Regions from separate parts of the Homo sapiens genome. Here regions 1, 2 and 3 are each linked to region 4. Evidence: chromatin loops called from intact Hi-C (ENCODE). Cell type or tissue: MCF 10A. All regions are shown on one strand. Each heading gives the region's core, and the rest is flanking DNA. Links, peaks and the distances in the headings are about the cores only.

Evidence for each region. Hi-C counts contacts between places; a loop is a spot of excess contacts. Peaks named below come from ENCODE experiments on the same cell type or tissue, not always from the same donor. Only the 100,000 strongest peaks of a DNase experiment are listed, where the experiment ranks them.
Region 1: it touches region 4 in a loop (12-fold over the local background); 5 of 110 quality-filtered maps call a loop at or near these places.
Region 2: it touches region 4 in a loop (6-fold over the local background); 18 of 110 quality-filtered maps call a loop at or near these places.
Region 3: a loop joins it to region 4, with 6 times the contacts of the local background. A loop is called at or near these places in 10 of 110 quality-filtered maps.

What each region holds. Positions count from the first base shown.
Region 1 is chr14:59,505,313-59,513,175 of GRCh38, forward strand. It overlaps JKAMP (JNK1/MAPK8 associated membrane protein), which reads left to right. Exons shown (of 7, transcript NM_016475.5): 7 at 1-98. CCDC175 (coiled-coil domain containing 175) reads right to left here. Exons shown (of 20, transcript NM_001164399.2): 18 at 6,448-6,491; 19 at 5,334-5,496; 20 at 1-3. Among named protein-coding and RNA genes, the nearest start is that of JKAMP, 25 kb to the left of the region's middle. In MCF 10A, for the core only: a CTCF peak has its summit at 2,231 (motif pointing right); a DNase peak (open chromatin) is centred at 2,229.
Region 2 is chr14:59,628,390-59,636,680 of GRCh38, forward strand. All of the region lies in intron 3 of RTN1 (reticulon 1), which reads right to left. Among named protein-coding and RNA genes, the nearest start is that of MIR5586, 14 kb to the right of the region's middle. In MCF 10A, for the core only: CTCF peaks have their summits at 3,078 (motif pointing right) and 4,167 (motif pointing right); a DNase peak (open chromatin) is centred at 4,162.
Region 3 is chr14:59,702,978-59,711,268 of GRCh38, forward strand. All of the region lies in intron 3 of RTN1 (reticulon 1), which reads right to left. Among named protein-coding and RNA genes, the nearest start is that of MIR5586, 60 kb to the left of the region's middle. In MCF 10A, for the core only: a CTCF peak has its summit at 4,978 (motif pointing right); a DNase peak (open chromatin) is centred at 5,484.
Region 4 is chr14:59,915,278-59,923,568 of GRCh38, forward strand. It overlaps LRRC9 (leucine rich repeat containing 9), which reads left to right and starts at 4,867. Exons shown (of 33, transcript NM_001395648.1): 1 at 4,867-4,996. RefSeq lists an enhancer at 4,027-5,226. In MCF 10A, for the core only: a CTCF peak has its summit at 3,650; no DNase peak of the experiment used is centred there.

The sequences.
Region 1 (7,863 bases), core at 1-5,000, 410 kb before region 4:
TCTCTGTAGGAATAAAAAATAAATATAAAAATTTTATTTGTATTGCACACATTTGGGGGGTTATTAGTGTTCATTAAAATTCTGAGTTGCCCAAAGAATCCTCAATTGAGTAATTGTATAATCGGGGTAGAGTAGGGAGGGGTGTCATGTGTCTGATTACTAGGACTATATCTTCTGGTCCACTTGGGGCCATTTTTACAATCATTTTTTTCATATGTCCTGTTCTAGCAGAAAAGTATATATGCAAAAGAAGAAATTACAATTACAAGGCCTCACGGGCAAATAATTTCCACAATACTTAATATGTATCTGCATTTTTAATTTGCTTTGGTAAAAATAAGACTAGAACAACTTATAGCCACTGTAGTTGCTAATTTTACTAAATAATTTGTTAAAACGTGGTCATAAGAAATTTAAAAATCAACCCTTGTCTTTGTTAAGTTTTGACTTAGGCCCTTGTAGCACATCACAATCCTTATCACTACAGTGTATGGTACTTTTGCTAACCAGTCCTGAAGAGGTAATTTAAAAGTCAAAATACAGGTTGAATATCTCATATTCAAAAATGCTTGAGACCAGAAGTGTTTCGAATTTCGGGTATTTTCAGATTTTGGAATATTTGCATTATACTTACAGTTCAGTATCCGTAATCCTAAAATCTGAAATCTTAAATTCTCAAAGAGGATTTTCTTTGAGCGTCATATTGGTGCTGAAAAAGCTTTGAGTTTTGGAGCACTTTGGATTTTTGGATTTTCAGACCAGGGATACTAAATCTGTGTTTTCTTGATTAATTTGGGTCAGTTAGTTGATAAATTTAATAACTACCTTGTTATATATTTGTCTAAAACTATTAGTTTGCGAGACTATTGCACATTGAAGCCATCTGGAGAGATTTAAAAAAATAATGCCTGGGCCCCACACCCAGAGATTCATGTTGAATTGGTCTGTGTTTGAGCACAGGGATTTTTTTTTTTTTTTCTTTTTTTTTTTTTGAGACAGTGTCTCGCTCTGTCACCCAGGCTGAAAGTGCAGTGATGCGATCTCGGCTCACTGCAACCTCCACCTCCTGGGTTCAAGTGATTCTCATGCCTCAGCCTCCCAAGCAGCTGGGATTATAGGTGCCCGCCATGACACCCAGCTAATTTTTGTATTTGTAGTAGAAATGGGGTTTCACCCTGTTGGTCAGGCTGGTCTTGCACTCCTGACCTCAAGTGATCTGCTCACCTCAGCCTCCCAAAGTACTGGGATTAGAGGCATGGGCCACCACACCCAGCTGAGCACAGGGGTTTTTTAAAATCTCCAGGTGATTCTAATGTTTGAGAACCACTGATCTAAACTCCTCCTATTTCAGATCTTAATTTTTCCAAGAGACAAGTACTAGGCAAATGATTTTCTTTCTTCTCACTGAAATTTTGATTCTGCTTTAATTATAAGGAGGTGTTTTTCTAGACTTAATCAAAATGTAGATGATTGTATCAAGCCCCTCATCACAATAACAGAGATAACTTTGACAGTTATATACATTGATTTTTTTAATGTTTCTTTTAAAGTACCTCATCCTAAAAATGTCTTCCATAGCCCATGTATCAATATATTTGGTTAATACACAAATTATTTATGTAACCTAACATAATATATGATGTAATACTCAAGGACTTTTGTAATTTTAAGACAAAATTCTTTTTACTTTAAAAATAACTGTACTAAGTTACTGTTTAGCTTACATATACACTAAGAATTAACTTATTTACCTTTGATTTACAAGAAATAAAATTAAGGCAAAAAGTAAGTTTTTAGTAATTAGTTTTCAGGAAGAAGTCTGGCCTTTAATGTTCTGACAAGCCTATTCCACACTTGCTGGTTGGTTCCCCCAGCAGATCTCCACTCAGCCTTGCTACTTGGCAGTTCTTGACCAGCTTATGTCTGTGCTTCTCCTTTGGGAAGATATCCCTGTGTACTCCAACATCCAATAAGACACAGCTTTACCCTCTGATAGCCACTTTCTAGAAGGAATCCAATGTATTTTCATCAGCTCTTCAATTGTCTTGTTTCTCACAGGGTATGCACTTTAAGGTTCAGGGCCTGGAGTTTATTCAACTTTGTCACTGTAACATCTGCTCCAGTGTCAGGCTCCAAAGTGCCCAATGTTAATGAAGCTAGTGCAGTGATCCTGGAGAGGGCAGGACCTGCAGGGCTGCAGTGACTATCATGGCCAGAAGAGGACAGTAGAGGGGTGCTGAACTGAGATAAGGGCTTCTCCAGAAGTCCTGTGGCAGAACCCATTCAACAGGGAACATTCAAAAGCTGGGAGGTTACAGGTGGCTCAGAGATGGCCAAGGACTTGAATAGTAAATTCAGATTTTACTATCACCTCTCCAGGAGGGTGGTAGGTTTCAGGGATCTGATGAGTGCCTAATATGGGTCTGGTGTTTTATAACTCCTGTTAGTTTTATCAGTGGTATTTTACAACTGGGGAGACTGAGGAGTGGAGGTTAGATAACATGTAAGAAGCAGAGCTTAGCTGGCATGGTGGCTCACACCTGTAGGGAGCTGAAGGCCTGTGGGATGTGACCAACTCAGCATTCCGCTGGAGGCTATATGACCAAACAGCAAACTGTTTATCATGAACGCAGGATGTGAGCAAACTCACACTGCCTTGCCACCAAAAGGTTTGCTGAGGGCCTCACTCCCTGGCACTGGGTTCCTTGAAGTTACCTATTGAGAAATCTAGTGCCTATTGTTCTAAGAATGCAGTCTTACAAGCCTGCTGTGAATCAAGCTGCTGGCGGACAATCACCCCCGACCCCCCACACACCTCACTATCTCTTTTGCTTAATAAATACAGAGGGCTGTGTAAAGTTCAGGGCACTTGTCCACTAGAGGCAAGGTGCCCCCTGACCCCTTCTTCCAAATATACTCTCTTGTCTTTGTCTTTTATTCCCGCGTTCGCCCCGCTTTGTTTAGTCCAATAGGTCCATGGCACACACATATAATCCCAGCACTTTAGGAGGCTGAGGCAGGAGGATTGCTTGAGCTCAGGAGGTCAAGACCAGCCTGGTCAACATGGCATAACCTCGTCTCCAAAATACACACACACACACACACACACACACACACACACACACTGCAGCCAGGCACAGTGGCACGTGCCTGTAGTCCCTGCTACTTGGGAGACTGAGGTGAGAGGATTGCTTGAGACTGGGAGGCAGAGGTTGCAGTCCAACCTGGGCAACAGGGTGAGAGGCCCTGTCTCAAAAAAAAAAAAAAAAAAAAGAGAGAAAAGCAAGTAATCCTGGCTGCTATGGTCTGAGAGTTTGTGTCTCCTCCAAAATTCCTATGTTGAAACAATCTCCAGTGTGTATTAGGTGTGGCCTTTGGGAGGTGATTAGGTCTTGGGATTCGTGCCCTTATCAAAGAGGCCCCAAAGTGCTGCCTTACCCCTTAAATGATTTGAGGACACAATGAGGAAGCACCATTCTATGAACCAGAAAGTGGGCCCTCAGCAGAAGCCAAACCTGCCAGTGCCTTGATCTTGGACTTCCCAGCCTCCAGAACTGTGATAAATAAATTCGTGTTATTTATAAGCTACCCAGTGTACAGAATGTTATGGTAGCCCGAACGAACTAAGACAGTGCCTGGCTCCATTGCTATAGCAAGTTCTGCATAAACAGCCTCTGCTTATTCTCATTTGGGTGGTCTTTTTATTTACACACTGCCAGTCTCTACTTGTCATAGATTATCCATCAGACCTCAAAATATATGAAAAAGGAAATATGATATTAGTAATTCAGTGAAACTTTCTCTAAGAGTCTATTTAAATTTGTTGCAACACAAAGATTCCATCGGGTTTCAGATAAAAACAGAAGATTAATTCATGTGAAGACAGTGCCCTTGACACTTACAGATGATTTAGCTCTCAAAATTTTGCTTGATCTATAGTTGGAAGGAATGGTCTGGCCTAGCAAAGGAAATACAAATAGAAGCAAGGCCCACAAAGGATCCTTTATGCATTCGTACATCATAAGTATCACCAGGCTCATCATGATCACCAGGCAGGACCATCAAAATGACTTTGCAGCTAAGAGGGTTTACCCACAAAGTTCTTCATTGGCCACTGAAACGTTATTTCTTCTGTCAAGCAATGCCCCAGAACACAGGTTTTCCCAAATACTGGAATGTTTTTAATCTTATCACTATCCCTCTTTTTACATTTATTTTAAGACAGGGTCTCACTCTGTCATCCAGGCTGGAGTGCAGTGGCACAATCATGGCTAACTGCAGGCTCGACCTCCCAGGCTCAAGCAATTCTCCCATCTCAACCTTCCGAGTAGCTGAGGCAGAGGCACTACCATACCCTGCTAACTTTAAAATTATTTTTGTAGAGACAGGGTCTCATTATGTTGCTCAGGCTGGTCTCGAACACTTGGTCTCAAGCAATCCTCCTGCCTCAGCCTCCCAAAGTGCTGGGATTATAACCATGAGTCACTGCATGCAGCTCTTTTTACTTTTATCCCATTTTACTTTCTACATCCTACCTTCAAAATTGCTTATCTAGTGATTATGCTCTTTAAAATTAAGCCTTGATAAGCACAAATAGATTTGTACACTTGCCAGATGACAGTATTCTTGTTTCATCACTCCATCTCTCTTCTAAACTCTGTTCTCTTTCCTTCTCCCAAGCTCCCTCTACCCCCACATCCCATCTTCCCAGATGATTCTGTCACTGGGACCTCTGGGCTGTACCTGTGCAAGGACTCACCTTCAATTCTCACCACTGCCCTAATCTGGAGAGTTCTGTGGCTATGTCTAACATGACATTATTGTGGGGATTGAGGATGAAGCTGATACGCCTCTGGAGAGACTGGACTGCTTGCTCATGAGTCAAGCATGTTAGATATGATGTGTTAACATCTCAGAAGCCCCCGCAGCCATCACTAGATTTTTCTGAGAAGGTAACAGTTGCTATTTTTAATGCTAAACTCAGTTCAGGAAGAAAATGTAAAATTATATTCAACTTCTGTTTAAGAAGACTAAAAAATGTGTAAAAGAGTTTAAAAAGCCTTCTCTGGAAAAATGTTTAAAATAAACTTTTTAAAAAAATTATAAAGAAGATTTAGTTATCTAGAAAATTCTCTTAGGTGAAAGGCAGAATTGGATAACACTACAAGAGTATTCAACCCCAAATAAGTATCAATGTTCAATTGAATGTTTGTGGCATAATTGGGGATAACTAAGTCACTTAGTTGACACGTTTTTTCTTCTTTTGATGTTACCAGCTATATAGTAAAATAGCAGGAAGTCCCATGTTACCAAAGCTCTAAGCTGTTGCTTACTAAGAAGGTCCATTGGTGATTCCTGTTCCACAAGCAAACGCAGCCCTTCAAGACTCCCTCGTAGCCATGTACTGACATGCTGCATTTTTTCATCTCTTTCACGCAGCTTGTCTGTTAGATTGTTTATGTCTTGCAAGGTCTCTTCACCATTGTCCACCAAGATCTAAAGAAATGGCATTTTAGGCTGTGTCAATATAAATTGCTACAACATAAATAAATACACATTCTAAGTGGATCATGTCCAAAAAAAAATATTATATATGCATAATTGGTATCAGTCATAAAAATAAGTGCTTGTGTACACAGCCAATTCACAAAGTTCTGTACATAATCTTGGAAAAATGGATTATGAAGTGAGAAGAATAATGGAATGCTCACTGAACTCAAATTTTTAAGTGGATAATGGTAGCCATGGTGGTGGCAGCATAAAAAGCTAGTTTCACCCTCAGAGAAGCACAGAGCTGAAGAGATTCAGCCTAACAGAAGGAACTTTGGAATCAGGCAGGATCTGGGTTGTAAATTCCCATACGTTCATGAACTGTTTGGTCTTGGACAAGTTACATAAACCCTCTGGGCCTCCGCAGCTCCATGTGAAAAAGACATTTTAACGCTTTCCTAGTCCAGTGTTTTAATACTTAAATGAGGATTATGTGTAAACTTTAAATACTTAGAAAGTGGCAGAGCCAGGATTTTGACCCCAGCCTATCTGACTCTGAAGTGGGGAGGGTGCAGATGTTGCACTGGTAAAACATGAAGAGGTAAGGAGTCCAGAACTGACAACTTTGTCCTGAACCAAAATGTGTTCATTTGGGGCATGCAAAAAACAGTCTTTCCCACCTTATCTGAGTGGTAGAGTGGGAAGACAGTTTCCCAAAGAATTAAGATTTCATAGTGATATTTGGTAAAAAAAAAAAAAAAAAAAGACACATTTTAGGAGGTGGTGGTCACAGTAGCATCTAGGACTGCAGGGGAGTGAGAGAGCTAGTGTGAATTTCCACCCTGATGCGTGCATGCAGGTGCACACAGACACAAAAGCACACACACTTATTAGGTAGGTAAACATTTTTGGAAATATGATATTTATATGGAGGCAACAGACACACGCAAAACTCACCTTAACTGTGGTCTGAAATTCAGCCCACAAATCCTTATATTGTGCTAAAATAAAGATTTAAAAAATACAATGGTTACTGACACAATCTGAACATTTTAATAAAAGTCGTGTTATTCATTTTTGTTTTTTCAAAAATTATTTTTATCTAAAAATGTCTAGTTCCAAAATGACAGAATAACTGAATTGGACCTGCCCTCCCACTGCAAACAAATAGAAGAAAGAAGCAAAACATATGAAAGAAATGTTTTCAGATGTTGAAGAATGGGCAGCCCAGGACTGTGACACCTGGAAGAGAAACAAAGGAGGTGGGTCCTGCAATCACCCAGCTTTCCACTGGGGGGCACTTTCCAGACCACAGCACTGGCACAGCAGGGTGGTCTTAACACAGACACAAAAAGATTAGCAAACTGAATCCAGCAATAGACAAGAACAATAAAAGCTTTTGAACAAGTGGGCTTTATGCTAAGAATGGGAGCTTGGTTTAAAAGTCAGACTCAATCAGTGCAACTTACCACACGAACAGCATAAAGGAGTAATACTAGCTGAGCATCTCAGTGGCTGTCTGAGCAGCTGAGGCCAGTCACAAAGGCACTCTGTGCCCGCATGACTGACCATCTTCCCGCCCCATAAGTACTCTGGACACTCAAGCCTGGGTGAGCCTCCCTGGTTGGCAACACTTTGTATGTGGAGTCACACGTTGTTGGGGAAATTAAGTGCATCCCTGAGAAGGTTGCTCCAGATTTCCTTCATACTTTGCCCTCTGTGCCTTTTCCCTTTGCTGATTTTACTCTATCTTTCACTGGAATAACAATAACCATAACAATTTTTGAGTCCTGTGAATCATTTTAGCTAATCATTAAGCCTAAGGGTAGTCCTGGGATACCTGATACTACACTACAGCTGCACAATTTTTTTGAGATAAAGACCTAAATAAATGGAGATAAATACTATATTCTTGGATTAGAAAATATAATTTCATTAAAAAGTCTATTCTTCCAACATTGACTTATAGATTCAACACAAACCCAATTAAGATCTCAGCAGGGGTGTGTGTGTGTGTGTGTGTGTGTGTGTGTGTGTGTGTGTGTAGATTAGGTGATTCTAAAATGTATATGGAAATCAAAGAATTTAGAATAGTGAAAATAATTTTAAAAGACAAGCATACAGGTGAAGAATTCTATTACCTGATGTTCAGACTGCATGTGAAGCTATAGTAATTAAGACAGTGTGATATTGGTATAAAGTTAGGCATTTAGAATAAAGGAACAACCACATAAAATTGATTTTTGAAAAGTTGCTAGGGTAATACAATGGCAAAAGCATAGTCTTTTCAAAAATAGTACTGGAACAACTGGATGTGTGTAAGAGAAAACAATGAAATTCAAGCATTGCTTCACATCATATAAAAAAGTTCAC
Region 2 (8,291 bases), core at 1,115-6,114, 290 kb before region 4:
GGATACACTAAAAATGCTAAACAACAACAACAACAAAACCTCAATGTAGATTCTGTTAAGGTTAAAAGTTCTCACAGTGAGGAGAAAAAAAAGGAATAATTCACTCCTTACAATTTCTCTTTTGTGCTCATAAGTCCTCCCACCCAGTTACTTATTAGTCAATTTTCAAGATAATGGATTTGTTCCATCTAACAAAAGGAAATCAATGGTACTAAAGATGACCAAAGGTCGCTGAGTATAAAAGATTCTCAATGATCTTCAATTAATCTTCACAAGTAGCTCTGCATCAGAAATGAAAAATTATTGTCTTCAATGGCGAAACTATGACATTTTGTGTTAATTTCTAATGATAAAAGTCCATGTGTTTTTTTAAAACCTCGGAGACATAAACTGAGGCAACCGAGTCAAACCGCATAAGATTGTGATGAAATAGATTAAGATATTTAATTCATAAGATTTTGTGAATATCTTATACAAATAGAAAAGAAAACCTGCCATCTTTGGATATCTACTTTTGTTAAAAATACTAGAAACTCATAATCATGGTCTAAAATCCAGTGTTTATGTCCAACTAAATTTGATCTTATACCAAGCCATAGTTGTTTGTCAGGTGTGTATATCAAATAAACTGGATGGATCTAAACACAGAACAAGAATAAAATGTTACAAAATATTTTCACAGCTGCCTTCTATATTGAACATATGTTCTTCCACGTAATTGTCATCATTCTTCAAAACATTGTGCCTCAACTGGCATACATTTCTTATTTACTGGCTTTTAAATTTATCAGCTCCATCGATTTACTTTTGACAACGGTATTTCCAACACTCACATAATTTGAAGTAGACGACTGTATTTTATGTCATTGCCACCCAATCCAACAAACAAGAGGCAAGGTAAGCAGGCTTTTAATTCTGAGATTTATGTTTACTTTTTCTTAAAATATATACCGAAGCAAAACCCTACAGAGGCATTAAAGATAAAAGGACATCCTATCCTTCCTGTGATATAGAATTACAAGGGGAAGATGCCAGGTTTTTACAAAATCAGCTGCTGCTCCAGAGTATTCTTGGTCTCCTGAGGGATGCTGCAAAACCCTGCAGGTTAAATTAAACGCGCCTTCTTCAGAACCATCTTTGTTAAATATGAAAAGACACTACCTCCGACAAACACCCAAGTTACTACACACAATTCATTCTTGCAAATTATCTTTCTCCTCATACTCTGTAACTGCAAGGTGAATTTTAATGTAACAAAGGAGAGATGGATGTGTGAAGTGTGAGGCTGAATAAAAATGGCTGAAAAGCAATCCAAGCGAGGCTGGAGGGTAGCCACACCCAGTGCTAATATGGACTATTCCAAAATAAATCTGTTATACCAAGGGCCACGGGCACTGTTTCGTTCTTTCCCTCCATTTATTTCACAGATACCTATTATTAATAAATAGTAGTCACAGGTTACTCCAATGACAGAAAAAAACCCCAAATATTTCAAAGTGAACCATCCTAATATGTGGCTACGCCATCATATTTTCAGGATTTCGAGAGCTAGTCTGCATCTCCACTCTCCTTTGTGTGACCACAAATAACAACCCTGAAATGGGTGTGTCCCTCTTAAAAGGATGCACTCCAGCCCTCTCAGTTAATGGTTCTGCCAGGAGATTTCAACCTTTGGGCAGAAATAAATGCACTGGGATGCATGGAACAATAAGAAAGCACTTTAACTCCGGGGATGAGAAAACATTAAACAAGTACTGAATGATGCACAGATCCCAAAAGAACTCCCGGAGGAGGCGATTGATGCATTATTTAAAATACCAGCATTACAACAAGAAAACAAAGGGGTGGGGGTGGGGTTAAAAAAAAAAAGAAAAAAACAACAACCAAGCACCATCCATTTTGATTCTTGAAATAAGAGGTTTACTACCCCCCAACACAAAGCTCTGGGGTATAAAGCATGCACAGGTCCCACAGGTGAAATGATGCACAATGGACGAGTCCAGGTCCCGGGTTTCCCGTGCGCCTCAGGCATGCACTACTGAAATAAAGAGAATACCCTGACTTTTCCAGTTGCTCCACACACAGTCCATCTTGGTGGAATCGGCAGTGGCCTGCATCGTGCGGGCTTTGGGGGCTCGCCGTGGCTCTCCTCGGGGGCGCCGAGCGTGCACTCAAGCGTTGGTGCCCGGCTGCTGCGGCTGGGCTCGCAGTGGCCGCGCGGCTGCGGAGAGACTGAGGCTGCACCAGGCGGCGCGCGGTGAGGGGCGGGAGCGTCGCTGGCGCCGCAGTCTGCGCGGCCGGCAGCGAATCAGCGCGGCGCGGCCCCGGAGCCGCCTGCGCGCATGGGGATGCGGGCGCCGCTCCACGCGACAGCGTTGGCTGGGCTGCCCAAGGGTGCTACCCTGGAGACGGGTAAAGCGGTTCTGGCCGCGAAGGCGCTGACGCGGACAGTGGGTGGGAGGTTTGGGAGGAGGGGAAAAAGGGCTGACGGTGGGGGTGAGAGGAGGAGGACTTGGGCTGTTCCTGGGAGTTCTTGACTCCCAGAATATGCGAGGTGCATATTCTAGAAATTTCTGAGAAACCCAAGAAACCTGCTGGACAAGACCAAGTCAACGGCATCATAAATGTCAGGCTTGCAGCATAATGTTCCCTAATTGTTGCCACCGTTTACCTTTCACTTCTCCCTCTAACTCTTAAAAATCTGAACTCGATGAATTTTAATTGCCCAGAATCTTCTGAAGAATTGCCAGATTCTCTCCTTTTGGAATATTCCACAGATATCCAAAACCTTTGTTGGCAAGCAACAATCACTGGAGAGAAAGCCTACTGCTCTGTCCCAGAGGGCTTGTGTATTTCTTGGGTTACCCCTCTCTGTTTGTGGGTTGAAGGAATCCATGTCAGAATGCGGTGCCTGTAGACCCCAGACCAAAGCCCTTGGACTCTGGTACGTGGAGTCATTGGTCAATGCAGTGACAATCCAAGGGTGTCATTTGTGGGGACGTTCAAACAGAACTCAGGGAAGCAAAGGGCATTCTGTCTCAACAGTGTCATCTTTGGGATTGACCACTGGGGGGCAATGGAGGTGGGTGGTGTGTATTTGGGAGATAAGACTTTTGGCTTCCAAGCCCAGGTAGTTAAGGATGTCAGGAGTCCACAGTTAAAATGCAAATGTCTAAGGAAGGAACAGAACAATGGGTGGTGACCTGCTTTTTAAATCTTACCATAAACTACTTTATCAGAACATACATCAAGACCCTGAAGGAATGGATGGGATAAATGTATTTTGATGAAGAAAAGGTAGAAATAGGAAAGAGAAAGGACTGGAATGTGGGCATTGTCTGGAAAAGAAGGTACTGTTGGAAGGGGTCCCTAGAGGAGACAAGACACTGCATGAGGACAGAGAATGCCCTGGAGACCACGGGAGCATACAGAAGAGTTCAGAGGGAGCAGGAACAAACTTTCCACTTCATCTTGTGGCATGGCCTTATCCATTACAGGGTCTTTTTCATAGAGAAGTGGAGCCTTCCCGATTCTTCTACAGTTGCCAGAGGTGTTCTTTCCCAGATCAAAATCTACATTTGCATACCCCACACCAGCATGGGCCTAAGGACAGTAATCTCAAGGTTATGCTTGTAGACATGATTTATCATCTTTCATTTTAATGAAGCATATACACTTTAAAATACGATCTTTGGGATCATGTGTATTCTTTTCAGAATACAAGCTTGTGGAGAAACCAGCTGGGCCTCTCTGCGTATCTTTGTAACATATCTGAAATTATTCTTGATAAAGCTTAATGGGGTGTCAGAGCTCCCACAGGGCTGATGGGAAGGAACAACAATGACCACATTATTACAAAGCACTTTTCACAATGACCTACTCTAAGGTTATTCTTGATTATTTTTTCTATTTGTATTCCCTACCTTTCCTCCCTCCTCCCAATTTTTTTCATTGCCACGTCATTTTTGGGAATTCTGTCAGTTAAATACTGAAAAGACTGGTATATGATGATAGCCTGATCAGCACCGACTTCTCACTGCATGATATGAGGACAAGACTGAGAAGAAAGGAGAGGGTAAGGCAGGGGTTGCCTGGTGGGCTTTTGCTGCCCTGGCTGCTTTTCAGTTGGAGGGAGATCTTTAGAGCTGTGGCCACTAGGAGGCACTGCCAGTCCAATGATAGCCCCAGTTATCATTCCCTAAGTCCAGAAGGTGCCAGCAGGTACCTTTACTGATGAGTATTGTGTCCACCACATTACGGGAAACAGCGTGTACTGCCAATCTGACAGTCTGTATAGTGTGTATGGTGAATACACAATGTTCCCAATAAGGAACAGGGAGAAGCAAGCTCTCTTTAAAGTGGAGGATACATTAGGTCAGACTTTCTGGGCCAGGCGTTTTCATTGACCATAAAGTTGACCTTGGGGCCAGGCGCGGTGGTTCACTCCTGTAATCCTAGCATTTTGGAAGGCCGAGGTGAGTGGATCACTTGAGCCAGGAGCTCAAGACCAGCCTGGGCAACATGGTGAAACCCCATCTCTAAAAAAAATACAAAAAAAAAATTTTTTCCGGGCATGGTGGCATGCACCTGTACTCCTAGCTACTTGGGAGGCTGAAGTGGGAAGATCACTTGAACCCAGGGAGATCGAGGCTGCAGTGAGTTGTGATCGCACCACTGCACTCCAGCCTGGGTGACATAGTGAGACCCCGTCTAAAAGCTGACCTTGGAATGTCAGCTTGGCTGAAAGATCACATTATTTTCATTCATACTAAGTGTGGAGAGAGATGTTGGATGGCACACAAAAATCCACTCTAACAGTTTGATAGTTGAAGGTTGAGGAAGTAAGATGGCTATTTCACAGACAGATTCACACTAGTGAAGTAAAAATTGGCGGGCTTTAGCTTAATGTGTAGGTGGTAAGAGAAACATAAATGAACTTATTCACGGAAAACTAGGAATCACCTGTATTGTAAAAGTTAGCTACATGGCCTTCAGCAAGTCATTTATCATCTCTGGACCTCTCATAATTATAATACAAATAAATGGAAGCTTTAGGTGTTTGTCATTATGAAATAATAAGAATTTATTTCCCATAAACATCGTAAATGGGTGCTTTCTTTGCACAACTGCTCACACAGTATTAATTGAAAGCTCTTGCCAAGATCAAAACGATAAAATGGGTAGAGAAGATATGTAAATTTTCCTTAAGTGGTGAAAGAAAACAGAAAGCAAAATAAAGCTTGCTAAAAGTAGGCAGGAACTGCCACTATCTTTAAACCAGTAGAGAACAGACGGGCTTTATCTGCAGCCAGCTTAGAACTTGGTTAAGGTGCTTGCCAGGAGAGGAAGTGATTTCTTTACTTTTCAGGATTAAATCATGCATTAGGCAGTCTGTTCTCAGGAAAAGCAAAATAGTCAAGTTTTGTAATCTCATCCCAGGTCAAGATTAATATTGAAGGCTAGCATTCCCAGAGTGGCTTTATTGTGTCTGTCTCCTCTGGCACCAGAATTTTACTGATGGGAATCAGTGGCATCTGCATTGATACATTTATTCAACAAATATTTATTGAGTACCTGCTGTGTGCTGGACACTGTTCTAGGCATAAAGCAGAGTTCCTACTTTATACGCTGGTGTTTATGTGTGGGCAAATAATAACCAAAAAGGTAAATATATAATATTCATTTGTAGACAAGTGTATGGGAAAAATAAAGCACATAAAAGAGGACAGAGTGGAGGTGAGGTGAAAATTTGCTATTTTATAAGGAGGGTCAGCAAAGGCCCGGAGCAGACACCTAAAGGAGCAGGAGAATGCCATTAAGATATATGGGAGAAGAACATTCACAGATGCACTGCGTTTTCATGACAGAATGTAATAATTGGTACACTATATAAGCATCTTCATTTTTTTCTTGTTCTGAGAAATATAGCAATTGGAATAAAAGGCACAGAACCAAAAATATACTTCATTATGATCAAAGAACACTGAGAACTCTATGCCATATGGAATAAGGAAATTTTAAAAGGCAACCAGTTTGGCACATAACCCACTGTAGCAGAATAATGCATGAATATGGAGTTTCAAACAATAGATTAGCACATGTTATTTGCCAGGTGCTTCTTCATGTGGTATACATTTAGTTGTTACAAGATCCCTATGAGTTAGTGTTTACCCTTATTTCTTGATTCATTTATTCATTTGATCTACAAATATTTATAGAGCCCATACTAAGGACCTGTCTCCATAAATACAAAGGGAGCTGCCCACTGGGAACTCGAGTCCAGAGGGGGAAAATTTTACACATAAATAGATAAATGCAATAACTAACAGACCTATGAGCAGGAAAGAGTGGGTACACAAACAGAGAGTGGCTAGGGAGAAGAACAGGTTTCAGGAAAGGCTTTAGAGGGTAGGTAAAGTTGAGCTGAGTTATGAACAAGAAATAGCATCACCAGTTTGAGTCATGGGGATTTCCTGGCAGACAGAAATGGAATTAATGGGAAACTTAATTACAGAAATGTGCAGGGGCTAGATCATGCCAGTCCTGAGTAGTAATACTGGCAGTAAATGAGGGAGACACTGAAGGGTTTTGAGAAGTGGACTAACACGGGAACTTGAATAATTTATCCAAATTTGCAGTTTTCCAGAAATGATAAATTCTAGGGTTATGACAGTCAATCAGCCCTTAGCAAGACAAGTAATAAATCAATACCCCGACCCACATTATAGTGAACATGTAAGGCATCGCAGACAAGGAGAAAATCTTAAAAGCAAGCATAAATCAAAGGCAGATTACCTCAGAGAAACTGTTAGACCAACAGCAGTCTTTAATAGAACCAGAATCTAATAGTTTGAGAAAATAACATCTTCAAAGTAGCAAACGAATGTAATCATCATCTTGAATTCTATACCCAGCAAGACTAACAGACCTTTTCAAATATGTAATCAATGAGAAAATTTACTAATTGCAGACCCTGAAGAAAAATCTACCAAAGGTGACACTTTAGGAAGAAAAAAATTGAACCTTAGAAATGAATTGCATGAAAAAAATGCTGGACATAAAAATTATTAAAGGCCAGCTTGAGGATTTATAAAAGAAAGGTAAAATTAAAACAGGAGACAAAAACAGAACATAAGGTGGAAGGGAGTGGGAAGAGTAAAAGCATTCTACAGTCCTTTCATTGTTTAGGAGGAAAATAGAAGTACCAGCTGTAGACTTTGGCAACTCATATTTGTGTATTAAATATTTGTCAGCGGAAAAGAAAATAATTAGAATATATAACTTCTAAATAAATAAATTGCATAAACTAGAGAATTAATCAAACAATAGAAATTAGGAAAGGGGAAAATAAGAAAATACAAAGAACTGGTAAATGGAAAGCACAAAATGAAGTGTCATAAGTCCTCACTTAACATCGTTGATAGGTTCTTGGAAACTGCAACTTTAAAGAAAAAGACATATAAGAGAATGAATATTTTTTTTCTCATCAGTGTTAATAATGAATCTACCTTGCATGAAATGACATTATTGAAGAACCTGCTGTACATCTTTTCACTTAAAGTTATAGTTTCCAAGAACCTATGACATTGAGGACTTACATTATTGGAAATACATCTAAATATATCTAACTTGTACCAGCTGGAAAGATGGAAACTATCAGATTGGATGAAAAAAATCTAGCCAGAGGATGCCTACAAAAGAAAATCTAAATACATAGTTGAAATAGGAAAGTTTAAAGTAGAAATGGAAAATGCTATACCGAGTGATGTGGTTTGGATATTTTTCCCCTCCAAATCTCATGTTGAAATATGATTCCCAATGTTGGAGGTGGGGCCTGGTGGGAGGTGATTGGATCATGGAGGTGGATCCCTCATGGTTTAGCACCATCCCCTTGGTGATAAGTGGGTTTTCACTCAGTTCATATGAGGTGTGGTTGTTTAAGAGTCTGGGACCACCCCTCTTGCCCTCTGCTCCCTTGCTCCACTCTCGCCATGTGATGTGCCTGCTCCCACTTCACCTTCTGCCATGATTGTAAGCTTCCCGAGGCCCTCGCCAGACACTGAGCAGATGTTCGTGGCATACTTGTACAGCCCGCAGATCCGTGAGCCAATTAAACCTTTTTTCTTTATAAATAACCCAGTCTCAGGTATTCCTTTATAGTAACAAAAGAACAGCCTAACACACTAGGTTAATAGAGTATTATATAGTGACCTTGCTAAATTTACTTATTAATTCCGTTTGAAGATTCTTTAAAAATTTTTATGCACATAGAGGCATACCTTAGAGATATT
Region 3 (8,291 bases), core at 2,069-7,068, 210 kb before region 4:
CCTCCTAGGCTGCTCTTCCACCCCATAGCTGCTTACCTAAGTTCTTTGCCTTCCTTAAATCTTTGCTCCACTCTCACCTTCTTCAATGAGTTCTCTCTCCCTTGACCACCTGATATAGTATAGTGACCTGCCCCTCCCTCCATCACATTCTCAATCCCTCTAACTCTTTCTACTTTTTCTTTTCCTCCCCAGAGTCTTACCACTTTCTAGCATACTATATAATTTGCATATATATTATATGATATCGTTTGGGTATTTGTCACCTCCAAATCTCATGTTGAAATGTGATTCCCAATGTTGGAGGTGGAGCCCAGGGTGGGAGGTGATTGGATCATGGGGACAACCTTCATGAATGGTTTAGCACTATCCCCTTAGTGATCAATGAGTTCTCACTCTGAGTTCACATGAGATCTGATTGTTTAAAAGAGTGTGGCACCTCCCATCTCACTCTCTTGCTCTCACTCTTGCCATTTGACATGGCTGCCGTCCTTCATCTTCTGATTGGAAGCTTCCTGAGGCCTCACCAGAATGACATGCCAGCACTATGCTTCCTGCAAAGCCTGCAGAACCATGAGTCAATAAAACCTCTTTTCTTTATAAATTACCCAGCTTCAGGTATTTCTTTGTAGCAATGCAAAAACGGACTAACACATTATGTTTATTGTTCTTGTCTTTCTCCCCCTACAAGAACGTAAGTTCCGTGAGAGCACAAATCTTCATTTTGTTCACTGAAGTATCTCAAGTGCCTCAAACAGTGCCTGATGTATAAGATGTAACAACAAATATTTGTTATATAAGTAAACCAGCTATCTATCTATCTATATGGAATGATGTAACTGAAATTTTGGTTGTTAGCCAACACTCATATGACCATTATTTAAAATGGCACACTGCTCAGTCAGATATTATACAGTGAACAGGAGTGTTCCAGGCTGAGGCCTACTCATCAGCAATGTGATTCCACAGTTTGAAGCTCCTGGAAAAACAAAGGTGATTATATTGTATTTTTCTTCCTTCTGAGGGGAAGGATGATAATATTGCAGGAAATCACAGATTCAGGTTTTTCAGCAGCATGGAGCTCTTGAAATTATCAAGTTGAGTGTTTTCTCTTCCCCTTTTAAACTTAAACCTATTTTTAGAGTCACAGATCCCACTGAGAGTCTGATGAAAGTTACGATCTTGGTCTAGCAAAATGCTCCTGCAAATATTTGCACAATTTCAGGCCCTCCAGGGACTTGCAGTCCCAGCATAAGAATTTTAATTCTAGTCCCTTCAAGAACAACCCCGCCCCCTCACCGCCACGAATAGTCAAATCTCTGCTAGGTTCAAAAATTGACTAAGAAGATTATGCAACATTGCTCAGAAATCCCATTCAATATTGAACGATGTTCCCCCTTGGCAAACTTCTCCTTATGTCTTTGTGAGGATGGAGTGAAAGAGCAGTAGATGCAATATGGTCTGCCATCAGGGGAAGGGGAAACAGAAATTCTCAGAGCTCTGAAAACCTGCTGGCACCAAAAATAGCAAGCTTTTGGAGCTTCAAAGGCCCAGAGTCACTAGAACCTACACACTAGTCCACATTTCCATTGACAGGGTGTCCCTACATCAGAATAAAGTGATGGCTGAGTTCTCATTTTCTGAATTCAGCATTGTGCTGTGCAGACAGAAGTAAAAGGAAATTGGAGAAACAATCAAATTGCCAGTCACTGAGAGAGCAGAGAGGAGAGAAGGGTACGAAAATGGCAGTGAAAGCATCTTGGGGGAGCCAGTGCTGGTACTGGAATTGGACTTGTGCTGCAGCTGATTCCCGGACACTGTGATCAGGAAGAAAACCCACCTCTCCCAAAGGTGGTGCCACAGACCATAGACGTATCATTTTGATGCCAACTGAACATACTGGGTTGGGGGAAGGGAGAAATGGGTAATCAGAGAGCTGGATCATCATTATAAACACTAAGCAAAAAGCAGCTTTTACAGCTTTTAGTTAGCCCAAAAATATTTTCCTAGCTCTGAAAAGTGGTGCTCAACTGGATAAAAAGTTTATATATAATAAGGGAAATATGGCGGATTTAAATCTTTCCTTTGTGCCTAGAAGCACCTTATCGAAAGCACTTTTGAGGGTAGAGGTGAAATAAGACATTCAACAACCTCCCCCTATTCCCAAACTCAATTTTACTTTTGCTTCCATGCAGGCTGCCACAGGCTCCCAGGAACAAGCACACGGAAGTCTATGCGTACTTAGGAGTTCATATAGTTATCTGTCCCTCTACCCCCTACCCCAACTTTGCAGCTACATTATGATCAGCCTCTACTAAGATGGGCATTTACGTTTAATTGTACAGAGGGCTAATGAGTCTCTAAAGTTATCCAGTAACTCCAAGTACACTGTGTAAACAGGAAAACAAGGAGGAAATGCACTTACTACTTGCTTCTCTCCCACTGGTGTACTAGCTATCACTACAGCATCTGATAATGATACTCAAGCTATTAAAGCAATGATTCTTTTTATGTGCCTCACGTCCCAGTAAGCCAAAACAAATACTGTGATTACTTTAGGACAACTCAACCTTTCTCCCTAAAGTAAGAAGGCTAAGAGTCATTATTTTGCTAATGTTTCTCCCTGTCCCAGATTTTTTGAAGATATGAGAAAACAGGCATAGAAAAATTAGAAGAGTCATACATCTCAAACATCTCAACATCAATCATTAACACAGACAAGGCTGGGTTAAGCATTGCTTGCTTTCATTGCCCTTATAACACTTTATTACACCTATTTGTTTGTATATATGTCCCTACAAATACCTTGCAGGCAAGCACTGTGTCTTACTCATATTAGCTTCTGTTGGGGCTCAGAAAATGATACCCCAAAATATGGCCGTTTGGCATGCTGAGTGCTTTGAACAAAGGAGGCTGAAAGGCCTCAGAGCCAAAGTCTCTCTCTGACCTTCTCCTGCCTCCCCGTTCACCCCCAGCTTTTCCTTCCAAGGCACAGAAAGCGGCTCTCTCTGAAATTCTCTTACCTGACTAAGGGAAGTTCATCCAGAAGGAATGCAATTGTTGTGGACTTCCTCCATTGAATCTACACTGGGCAGAGAAGATTAACTCATAAAGCAGGAGAGGAAGTCTCCATGCTCATGACACCACACCCGACAGACATTTCACCTATTCTCTCAACTATTCTTCTTTACCTGCATAAGACAAACTTTGTTTGCAGTATCATTCTGCCCCTCACATTCCCATAACTTGTCATCACCTCTCCCAGAGGCCAGAAGAACCGTGTCCCAGGCTATTGTCTCTTCTCTGGGGCCACTAAAATCCCCTAAAAACCATTTAGTCTTCCTCTGAAATTGCCTACATCCCTCACTTTACATCTCCCCTAGGAAAAGAATATTTAAGCATCAGCCATCTGACCCTTTTTTGAGTTTCATATTTTGTGTGGCTCCCATGAACACCTGTAATGCCTTTTCTCCTGTTAATCTGTCTGTTGTCAGTTTATTTCAACAGACTTAATGACTTGAACCTTCAGAGGGGAAAGTTCTCCCTACACTTCTCCAGTCACAGACCAGTAACTCACATGCAGTAGTTGCCTAATATTTGATTCCTGAATGAATGTATGGAACATGTGCACATGTGAGTGTGTGCACACGTGTGAGCAAACACAGACACATAAACACAGAAGAATTCACATGGGTTGTTCATGATTCTAATTACCTGACCTCAGAATCTCTTTGTTTCTAATGAAAGGAATATTAGTAATCTCCGTGATGCTCAATGTTCTGCTCAAACTGACCTTTAAAGAGCTTAGGTAAAGAGAAGGGCGCTGGACATCTTAACACTTCTCCCTCCTCTGAAATCCAATAGCACTTAGGATTGACAGGATTTGTAGCTGAAGTCAAACATAATAGTATCTGGTGTTATTCTTTAAATATTCTATATGTATTATTCAATCCCCTTGATGGGTTGAGGGTTGGTAAAGCATACAGTTAAAAGCAACTCCTGGAGAAAAGTTTCTTTGTTACTCTCCAAGGAACTTAACTAAGAATCAGACACATACAGGTGTTCTAACCATGTGCTGAACTGAAGAACTGCTGAATTCTGAAGAACTGAGAACTGAAGAACAAGCTGACTTAAGCCCAAGGTCCATCTAGCTCCAAAGCAACAACAAAAACTCTGATGGCTTTTAAAGAGCAGATTTGTTTTTCATCCATATAATGTTCATGGTTAATGTTGAAACATAATTAATTAGCTAATGACAAGGGTCTATCTTTAACAAGAGCCTCAAGGCACAGGGTTAGAGGGCACATTTGTTGCCCTTGTAGCAACCTTAACATGTCCATTCCAATATTCTAATTCTATCATCTATCAGGCCTTCTTTGACCATCGTATTTAAAATAGCTTTCTTTAGCCTGCTTTATTTTTGAATTCACAGCACTTGCCAATGCCTGATACTATATGATGTGTGTTTATTTGTATACTATTAGTCTCTTCCACTAATGAAACTCCATGAGAGCAGGAAGTCTGCTTTGTTCTCCACTCTCTCCCCTAGTGCCTAGAAAAGAGCCTGGCATGCAATGGGTTCTCAATAGTTGTTGATATAGCAATGGTGCTGAATTTACAAATGTTCACTCACCAAGAGTCAGCATCATTTGAAATAAGGAAGAGAGGTCTAGGAAGGAGTTAACTGCTTGATAATTCTCTCTCTCTCTCTCTTTCCCTCTGTCTCTCTCTTTTACACACACACACACACACACACACACACACACACAAATACATACACACAAACACACACATGCACTGAAACAGAAGTCTTCAGGAAATGAACACCTACAATCAAGGAGACATTCTGACAACAGCCTCATCCAGTATTCAGTAGGAAGAAACAGGACCCAATCAGTATGAAAGATTTGAAAAGAGATTGCTGTGTTCTACTGAAACTAAAAAAAGATAGGGAATTGCTGCAAGTAAGCCAGATGGGGTAGAATGCCATGAAACTTACAGCAGATGGCACTAAAATATTAAACTAACATTTCCTTATGCTCCAAGCTGAGCTGTATGTTAACGCTGTTTATAGGAGCCAGTCTATTTAAAAACATACAGATGAAAAATGAATCCGGTATTGTTAAATCATTCGTTAAAAACAACTCCAAGCATTAGCACCTAATGTGCTTTCCCACAGGAATATGTTAATATTATTCAAGCAAGGTTATATCTAACAAAACCACTCAGAATAGGAGGTGGGGGGAAGCCCACAGTCTCAGGAATCTGTTCAAAAACAAGCTCGGTGTGGTAAAGCGTGAAAGTCTGCTTCTCTGATTTCCATAGCAACAGCAGCAACCCTCAGACAGACATTTTTAAAAACCAGATTTGTTTTTCTCCTTTCCAAATACCTTTGCATGATATTTTCAGATAATGTTGAAATACAGCTGACATTGCATAAGGTGTAAACACACAGCTTGTTCCAATTGCTTCAGTGTTAGACAGCGTGGCTCATCATTTTCTCTCTTAACTCACACGGTGATTCCACTGGCAACAGGTCAGCACCTGGCTCTCTGGGGATGCCCCAGTAAAGTATTGTCAACTGAAAGTCAGGCTCAATAATATTTATAGACTGGCATGAGCTACCCAGTTGAGAAGACACTCCCAAGGTTTGTAAGCCATGCAAAGAAATGACATCCATCTGCTTTGCAAATATTATTTAAGGCTTCCCCCTAAAAAGGAGCCACGGAATGCTTATTTACTTTCTCACTGAATCTGAGGGGTAGAGACTATCAAGTCCCAGTTACTAAGAAGTCAGGAAGAGAATTAAAAATAGAACCATGGAAACAGGGATGCACTGAAGAATTCTATCAACTATTCTATATGTTTGAGGAATTTCATAAGAAAATATTGGGAAAAAAGAAAATCCATCTGATCATCGCATACTATACAGACTGAGAGAACTTTCTACTGCTCCATATTCTTATTATAGTTAATGTAGTGGAAAATAGAAGTTGAGAGATTTTTGCTCATTGGCTAATTAAAACTAACCAACTGAAGGGGGAAAAACATTTGGAGGATTCTTGGGAGAATCTGCATATGAACTAGGCATTAGATGATGTTAAGTATTTGTTTTGTTAGATGTAATAATGAGCCTAACTAGTTATATAAGAAAATGTCCTATTTTTAGAGATGTACACTGAAGCTTGTAGGGGTGAAATGTCTTGGTGGCTGTGACTTAATTTTAAAATGCTTTTCCCAAAAGTAGACAAAACAAATATGACAAAATGATAATAATTGTTAAATTTTGTTTATCTATATATGAAAGTTCATAATACTATTTTGTTTGCTCAAGGTATGCATCTTTGCATAATAATCTATTTAAAATGTCTCAAAAAATGGAGCTATGAATACTCATTTCAAATCACAGATGAGAGTTAGGTATTTGAAGGGACAACCTTACCTTGTCTTCTTTAAAGGATAATTAAAATATATTCTATTTTATGGATGACAGTTCTTAGTACTTGTGAAATACATTGTATGGATTTCTAGAGTGAGCGGATGCACAACTACTTTAGAAAGCACGTCAATGGTGGATAAAATAGATGAAGCACAATGCACCAAACAAACAAGTTGTTACAAGAAACCTCCTTATAAGGAGAATCTTGCCCCCTGCCTTGTGGTGCCAGTCCGCCTGCCTATGGGGGTCCAGGCAGACAAAAAATTGCCCTGAATTAGAAGTACACCAAAGCTTACTTCCCAGTTCAGATAATTGAAAGCATATAACAAAAATGGGAGAGCTTTTTAAGAGAAATGGCAGTCATCTGAAGCATTTTATGTAAGAGGGATTTGTCTATCTACTCTAAAGAGGCAATTCCATGTTTATCACGGGAAGAACATAACTGAACCTCACCCCCAAATACTACTTCAAATATTCCTAAATTTTCTCATTGTTCAAAGTTAGCTTCCCATAAAAAATAACCATAGGGCTGAACACCTTCCTTTTTAATTTTATTTCCCTCCCTCCCTCCCTTCCTTCCTTCCTTCGTTCCTTTTTCTTTCCTCCTCTCCTCTCCTCTCCCTCTTTCTTTCTTTTTTTTTTTTTTTTTGACAGACTGTCACTCTGTTGCCCAGGCTGGAGTGCAGTGGCACGATCTCAGCTCACTGAAGCCTTACCCTCCCAGGCTCAAGTGATCCTCTCACCTTAGCCTTCTGAGAATTTGGGAGTACAGGCGTGCACCACCATACCTGGCCAATTTTTGTATCTTTTTTTTGTAAAGATGGGGTTTTGTCATGTTGCTAAGGCTGGTCTCAAACACCTGGCTGGGTCTCCCAAAGTGTTGGGATTACAGGCATGAGCCACTGTTCCCAGCCAGGGCTGAAACTTCTTTGCATGTAAAGTTTCACTTTAAAAAATAGAGGAGAGGAGTCTGCAGCATTCCAAGCTTGACATAAATTCAGTCCCTTTTAAAGAGAAGTTCCCCAAATGGTTCTTTCTGTGAATCGATCCTGCTAACCTGGCCACAGCTGAAAGGACCAGAATTGGAGGCTTGAGCTAAATGTTGAGCATGGGGGGAATAATGTCCTTGAGGTGGGCTGTGACAGGTGAGCTTCACACTGGATGGTGAAAAAGCAGCCCATGCTGGGGAACAAAGATGCTGAGTGCACCAAAGGAGGTGGGCTGCCAACTGAGCTCAGGGGCAAAGCAGGCCTGCCATGGCCATGCACTACAGGCCCACCAGAAAGGCAGCTTTGGAAGCCTCAGGTCGGGGGCTGATCCACAAAGGACAGCCCATCTGAGTGGCCTCACATTCTCTCATCTCCCTGAGTAAGCCCCACCACTGACTGTAACCTGGGTATACTGCCATATCTAGTACAGAAAAACAATCCAATTATAGAATGTGATAATTGCTGTCATTTCCAAAGTGCCATTTCTTCTACCAACCTAACCACCTTAAAAGCATTATTCAATTTAAATTTCATTACAATTCTAGCAAGTAGGAAATATTCATTACATTTTATAGATGAGGCTTGGGAGGTTTCAGGGAGGTAAGTGTTGGACTCAGGTTCAAACCCAAATCTTTCTTATTCTAGAGTTCATGCCTTAATCATAACATAATACTGCCTGTCTCTAGACCAGCCTTAATAACAAACCTTGTTTTTAATTGGGTTCTGCAGTATTCAAAATGAGAAGAAGCATTCATTGCAGAAGGTTTTCCATTTTATGGGGGTTATAAAGTTTCAACAGACTGGTCTTGTGCAAATTCGATAGGCTCAGCTCAGCAAAGAAAAGGCTGAACACAGGCCCACAGTGA
Region 4 (8,291 bases), core at 1,567-6,566:
ACCCAGTCCATGATATTTTGTTATAGCAACTCAAATGGAATAAAACATACTCCTTCTCAACTCCCAAATGCTCCTTTAAGATGATTATTGTTTTGTTTGTTTGTTTTTTAGAAACAGGGTATTGCTTTGTTGCTCAGGCTGAAGTGCAGTGGCATAATCATAGCTCACTGTAAACTCAAACTCCTGGGCTCAAGTGATCCACCCGCCTCAGCCTTCCTGAGTAGCTGGGACTACAGGCATGTGCAAACATACCTGGCTAATTTTTGTATTTCATTTTGTTAGAGGTAGGATATCACTATGTTGCCCAGGCTTAAAATGATCATTATTAATTGTATAATGCTCCCAGTCCCTTCCCAAGATGCCAATATGTTGTTCAACTGTTTGATTCCCTCACAGGATAGTGCATTTTATTACTTACACCAAACTTCATCTATCCCAATTGTTGCCTGTCTTAAAAATGTATTCTTCCTCTATAAGTTACACTTTATTTCAAATTATGGCCTTCAATTTTTTTTATTTGAAGAAGCACTTGTTCAAACCTTTCTATATTTGTAATGACCTGTTTGCTGCTCATCATCCACAGGTCAATTGTCAGACAGAATATACTAACCTGGATGCATAGTTCTTTTGCTACATTTCCTAATGACAATTTACTAACCCATCTATCTCATCATAACAATTCGCTAATTCCTTCCCCTAAAACAAAGCACTGCACAGAAAACAGAAAATATAGCCTCCACATATATTGCTCCTGTGAATCAAAAGGCAAACTCTTTGCTTTGGTCTGTACAGGGAAGATCTCTGGGACAGCTTCCAATGTGTCAGGGAGCAGAGCAAAGCCTTCAGTGACTGACAATGGACACTAGGGAAACACAATACGAGTTAGATGCAGAACTCCTCCAACAGGTGACTTTGGCTCAAGGGCTCCCCACCAACCTGGCAGAACATTTCTTTGAACTGTACCATAGTCTGAGGTTCTCTCTATCCAATCCTTCCTTCCTCCTCTCCTTCCTCAGGTATCAGGTCTGCACTGTGGTCTGACGACTCTTCCTACCTTCTCCTGCTCCTCTGCCCATTATATCTTTTGCCAGTCAAATCCTATCTACTTCTCAGGAGACCCTAACTAATGATTTGACAACCTGTCAACATACACACAATCCTTGCACTGCTAAAAAAACAAACAACAACAACAAAACAAAAACAAAAACACCCTGAAGATCACTTTCTAGAGCCATCTAGAGGTAATCAGTCCTGTGGCATTCTGCTTCCATTTATTCCCTCCATTTAGCTCTACCCTTCACCTCCAGCAACAGAGACAGGGACCTAGAGTACACAATGGAAAATGTGCTATATTCCTACTGGCACCCCAGCTAGCTCTCATAGCTGACAATAGGAATCTATGAACTAGATGAACATATAAAAATGTGGATAGATCTTAAAATAGCATGGAATAAAAAAGGATCAGAATAAAATTTATAGCGTGATACCACTTATGAAAATTAAAAATAGACACACAAATAACACTGCCTGTTTTTCAAAGATAAATACATAACTAAAAGTGTATAAGAAACATTAAATATGGTTGGGATAAGGGTGGGGGCTGGATAAAAAAAACTGGAGAAAAAATAAGAGAAGGCTTTTGTATAGACCAATGATGATGATGTGCTTCAACCTGAGAAATATAATCAACGTTATAAGCCTAAGGTCTAAAGGACAGAAAATAAAAGAGGAAGAGAGGAAAGACTTCTCCGACACAAAGAACTGGTGAGCTCTCCAAGGAATTAAGACTACTACCCCCACTTAAATTCACTATCCTCAATTTGTTGCCTTAGAGCTAAGTACAAATATATCTGAAACAGAGGCAATGTCTTCTTAAAATTCCATTCTGGCTGCCTTTTAAGAAAAGCTTATCCATTAATTATATATCAACAAATCATGAACAAAGGCTATTTAGCATTTTTAGGTAGACCCATTAGAAATAGCGTTCTGTTGGTCTAATTAAAACTTTACTTCAGAATAATCCCTAACTTTTAAATGGATCTTAATACACATGTGTTGCTAGGCATCAATAACAAGAGGGCCTCTGTTGATGACTTTATAAGCACCACATAATTATATCTTCCAGTGACAAAGTAAACCCTAAGTAGTGATGCATTTGTGATTTTTATGATATATCAAATTTAAATGTGAAACAGTAAATTTTTACAGATAAAATCATTAGCTGGAAAGGACTCATTTACATAAGGATCAAATGTCTACACAAATATAAAAATCGAATTAGCATTTAAAACCTCCAGACTTGGTTCTCTGGAAGTAAAGGCACTATTAAAAGGGAGAATTGAAATTAGATGTCTCCACAGTTCTCTACCAATAAGGATAGGGCTGCTTTGAAAAATAAATTTAACAATCTATTTAAAAGGTTCTAATTAACAAATAACTATGTAATTCAAGATTTTCTTATTTGGGTCTGCAAAGTCACCTCTATTTTGTTAAAATAAGTGATTCTTTAATTCAGGATATGATATAGCAAATTTGCTATAATTAGTGGTAATATCTCTTTCCAGTTGTTTTCAGATTCAAGATGCCTTTACCCATAAATAAATAGATTTAAATTAATATGGCTTGGCCTTTGTCTAGTATGATCAGAGGTGAATAAAGTGAAGTCTTATTTCAATTAGATGATTACTTAATTTGCTTGACTCTTCAGTAGTTTCAATTTCCAGCGTTTTTTGTTCAGACATAAAACCTTATAATAAAGCTACTTTAAAGTGAGAAAAGGAGATTAACAAAAATGATCACTCTTTTTGCATTGCTTCTATGGCTTTTAACTGTAAGCATCTTTTGCTTCAAACAACATTTCGAATATGTGAACAGAAGGTGATTCTCTTAAGACTTACCCTGTGGACAAAGGCTTTATTTTGGCAAGTCACCAATAGTTCTTAAGTCTACAGCTATGCAAGAACTCAGACTCAGTTGCTGACTGGCCAGATCCTTGAGCTTTACCTAGAATAATAACAATCTTAAAATTATTTGTTTATATCATGTAAAGAAAACTGTTAGCTCTCTCCTAGTCTTTCACTGGTCAGGAAAATCCCAATAGATTCCTAAAAATATACTTTGATAATGTTTATACTTTCATCCCAGAGCTGGACCCCTCAAATTAAGAAACTTAGTGTAGATAATTCGCTGAACTGGTTTCTGTTCAAATTTCTATGTCTAGAAGTGTAGAAATCTCAACTATTATGTTCTAATTCATCTTTATACTCTATGAAGAAAACTTCCCCAAAGACAGGTCACCTTGTTCAACTACATTTCAGAGAAGATAATAGTAAAAGTAAAAACTATGAATCTGACTTTTCTGGCATTAGTTTGAAACCCCTAAGCCACAAATAACTTTAATTAGCTTATTTCGAATTATCTATTAATGACAGATAGAAACAATTTTCTGTGAAATAAGAATGTAGAGGGAAAACCAGTTAATTTTTGTTTATGTATCTTTACAAACGGTCTATATTACAGATAAAGTTAATTGAATAAAGGCAAATATGCTGAAATTGTTGACAATTGTTAAATGAGAATATTCCTAAAATCTGAACTTTTTCTTGGGAAAGCAGTTCAAAACTATAGTCTATTTAATGAGGTGGCCATCTGGTGACAGAAAGAAGCACTACAGACAATATTTTGCATTAACATCACAACTATTCTACACAAACCGACTGAACCACATAAAAGAGAGCACAGTCCAAAAGAAACATAATTCAAGTCATACATGCAATTTAAAATTTATCTAACAGCCGCATTTTCAAAATAGAAACAATAATTTTAACAATATTTTTTATTTAACCCAATGTATCAAAAATATTATTTCAACATTTAATCAATATGAAGATTAATAACGAAAGAGTTTATTTTTTTCATACTAAGCCTTCAAAATACAATGCGTACCTTACAGCACATGTCAATTTGGACAAGCCACATTTCAAGCGATCATGGGCCCTGCGAGTCTGTGGGTAGCGGCTCACCCTGCTGGACTGCGCAGATCCAGAGAACGACACGAGACCTGCGGTTGCTTTGGTTTGCCTTTTACTAAGTTCATTTCTCAGCCTCTCTGCCCACTCTGAAAAGTCTCCCCTTTCCCCCCTTTTAATTCTACTCTATTTTGTAAATTACTGTTGTCTCCTGAAAATTTTGGAATGCTTAAAAGGCACTCAAAAGCCTGTCCGAGATCGACTAGAAGACCCTCGGAAGGTCCCTCTCTTCTCTGGACCTCACTGGGCGTTCGTTTGCCCGCGCCGTCCTTCCATTCGGCTTGCCGGGCGCGCAGCGGCTTGCGGCTGTGGTCAGCCACCTTCCCGGGAGGCGGTGGTCGCTGGCCGCGGGAAGGATGCCGCGCTGGGGGTCGGGGTTCGTCCCGGCTGTCACGCCACCTTGTGACATCACAGGGCCATGCCCTCGGGGCTCAAGGCCAGAGAGGCTCCGCGCTTCCAGGACCCGAGAGCTAAAGATAATGAATGGGAGAGAGCGAGACTGGAGGAGGTAACGAATAAGTCCCCACCACCTTGCCCATAACGCGTTGCTTTCAGTCACGTTCCGCGAACTGGCGAAGGTAAGTGAAAAGATAAGCGCAGGTACAGAAAAACCTGCCAGCGAGAAGCTCCCGCCGTTTCCCAGGAGCCCCAGGTGGGGTCTTCCGGTTGGACCCCTGCTTCCGCTGATTGGTTGGAGGTCGCCACCACGTGATGCAAACCCGGGTCGGCCTCCGCTTCCCCCCCACCCTTTTATCCCCCTCCCCGCCCCTTTTCTCCTCCTCCCCACCCGGAGGTCGCCGGAGGCGGAGATCAGGTTACCTAGGCAACCGCCACAGGCAGTCTGTACACACCAGGCCTGGGGCGGGAGAGGGTTTCCTACCTTCTGCTGCAAGACAGGGATTGGGAAATCGGAGTGGACTCGGACTTGAATCGGATTGCCCCGGAATCCACCCTCTCTCTGTGATAAGGTCAGAATCCGTCACCTGGTGGCCTTCGGGCGTACATCACCGGGAGTCTTTGATCCCCTCTTTTTCCTTCCAAGCCATACCAAGGGGAAGACGCCAGTGAAGCAAAGTTGAGGTCAAGGGAACTCCGTAATGGTGCAATGGTGATGATAATGATGAAAGACAGTGAGGTGGCTTTACTGAGGCAGTCAGGGTACCAGAACAAAGTTCAAGAGAAGGAAAGGGAGGGTGGCCTACAGCCAACTATGCAGATTTTACTGCACCAATTAAGATTCTGGGCTGGAAAAACCAAGTGCTCCCTAACCAAACCTGACACTGCTCATCTAGAGAGTGTAGGGGGTTTATTTGGACCATCAGTGGTAACTGATGGATTCTGATCCTTTTATACCCAAAGGAGGAAATAATTTGACCCATACAGGACTTCTACTGGGCAGAGAAAAAAAAAGTTTTCTCAGAATGACATCCTAACCAACTCTCACGGCAGACAGAAACCATGGTCCTTTTTACTCTATCATTATACTCTGGTCATGGAGAACGATTATGTCTTTAAATTATACCATATGCCTGTGGCATGACAATTAACCCATTAAACAATTTTTTTAACAACTAGCATGTGCCAGACAGTGAACCTGTGATAGGTTCACAGTTTCTGCCTTCAATGAACATGTAACCTAGTAGGGAAGAAAGGCCCGTAAACATTGTTTTACAGTGTGACAAGTGCTATACAAAGAGTATGTGCAAGCCCTAACCAGAATCACAAGAAAGAGAATGCTTATAATACTACCAGAGAGAATGAAAGTCTTCAAAGAGAAGATCTTTGATTTAAATCTTTAGGGAAGTATGGAGTATGCCATACAGCCAAGGGAAAAGGACATTTTAGGGAGAGGAAACAGCCCATGCCAAAGTACAGAAACATCCATTCAGTTCCAGAGAACTATAGTTGTGGCCTGAACCTAGGGTCCTCTGTGGAGGTTGTGGCTGATGAGCATGTGAGGTAGGCAGGAGTCAGAGCATGGAAACCATTAATACCTTCCAAAGGGGTAAAGCATGAGCAGATTTACCTTTCAGGAGGCTGTCACAGTAGTGTAGAGGATGAACTTGAGGGAAGACAGACTACAGGGAGGACATCAAGTTAAGGGGAGGTGATGAGGGCCTGAACCAAGGCAGAGGCAATTGGAATGAGGAGGAGGAAAAAAAATGTGGTAAGACCTTTAAGAGGTATATGCAGAAGGATTTAATGAGTGAATGAAAATAGGGGGATAGAGTCAAAGATTGGTTGAGGATAATAGCTCAACCAATAGAAGAATGGTGGTGTTACTTTTCAAGAGAAGGCATACATTAGGAGAAGGAGGCTGGTTGGAAAATATAATGAGTTCAATTTTGAACACACTGAATTTGAGATGCCTGTGGCACATTCAGATGGAGCTTTTTCATGTGGGCAGTTGGATTTTTTTTTTTTTTTTTTTTTGCACAGAAAAGAAGATAAGGATTTTTCACCATGAAGAAAACAATTGGTTTGAAAAGCACAAAGTAGGCCAGGCACGGTGGCTCATGCCTGTAATCCCAGCACTTTGGGAAGCCGAGGCGGGTGGATCACAAGGTCAGGAGTTCGAGATTAGCCTGGCCAATATGGTGAAACCCTGTCTCTACTAAAAATACAAAAATTAGCCGGGTGTGATGGCACGCGCCTGTAGTGCCAGCTACTTGGGAGGCTGAGGCAGAAGAATTACTTGAACCTGGGAGGCAGAGGTTGGAGTGAGCCCAGATTGTGCCACTGCAGTCAAGCCTGGGCAGCAAAGTGAGATTCTGTCTCAAAAAAAAAATAAATAAATAAATAAGAAAGAAAAAAGAAAAGAAGAAAAGCACAAAGTAAGTTTGAAATAACAAGTAGAGAGAAGCCAAGGAGAAAAGTTGAACCAAAGAAGAAAACGTGAAGAAGAGAGTCGTCAGCATTGTCAAATGCCATGTCAAGGTCAAGTTGAGAATCAAAACATGTCCGCTGTCTTTGGCCATTAGAAGGTTATTTTTGACCTTGTAGTGGCTTGAGGTGTTCTCAGTCCAGATGGCAGTGAATCCAGGACTGAAAGCAGGTAGTGATGTGTTGCTAATGATTATCTAAAAGGTGTACCATAAAGGTATCTAAAAACAGCTATTCATAGAAGAATATAGGAGAGACTTTTTAAGATAGGAAAGACTTAATATTTATATACAGAAATAAAGGAGACCGTTGACAAGGAAATTTGGCAATAAATGAAAGAGGAAAATTTGACAGCAGTATTCTGAAAGAGACAGATAAGGATAGGATCAATACATAGGAAAAGGGATTTGTTTTGGACAAAAGGAAGAACACCTACTAAGACAGGAGTCAGAAGGGAAAGAAAAATACGTCTTTGAGAGGAGGGAAATAAGAAACATACATTTGATGGCACCACTGTTCTCTGTGAAAATGGGGTCAAGATCATCTACTGAGAGAGAGACCTTGAAAAGAGTGGTGAAAGTTTAGAATAGTAATGTCATGAATCTCGAGTCTCTAGTCCCACTCTCCTAGGAGAGGAAATTGAGGAAAATATAAAACATTTGTTGCTGAAGATCTAACTGAAGTTAGAGGCAATGCATTTGTAGTGACTTCAGCTCCATGCTGGTTAGGTGAAATTTTCCAGTAGCAATCCAAAGTGGAAAGATTAATCCTATGCAGTTTGAGGTGTAAAAGCTATAGAAGTTCCTGGTGGCTTCTGGTTTTGTGGGGGAACTAGAGATGACCTTTAGCCTCTTAAATGGGCCAGCCCTGAAAGAGCTTCGAAGAGCAGGAGAGTAGTTACAAGCTGGCCAACAGGACATTCACCTCTTGATGAATTCAGTAACTTCATCTGGAACCCTTGAGTCCATTTGTGACTGGAGAAAACATACAAGACTTGTAAGTACCAGGAAGGCCTAGCATCCTTGTGATTCAGAAATAGTTATACAACTTATAGAATTTGGGGTTTTTAAATTAAATTGTATTTTTCTAATTAGCTGTTGAATTAGAATAAGATTTTCTGCTAAATAAGTGCATTGATGAAGAGAAAATAAGTTGAAGTGAGAGGTAAGATTTGTATCCCAAATAGGCATATTTTTCTTCCAAGGAAAAGTAGTCTCAAGTAAATGGAGAGCTATCCCTTGTTCTTGAGGATGACTCAAAACTGTAATATGGAAGTTCTCCCTAAATTAATCTTTACAATGCAACCTCAACCAAAATCCCAACTGCATTTTTTAAAACTAAATACAAAATAATCCTAAATTTTATTTGGAAAAATAAATA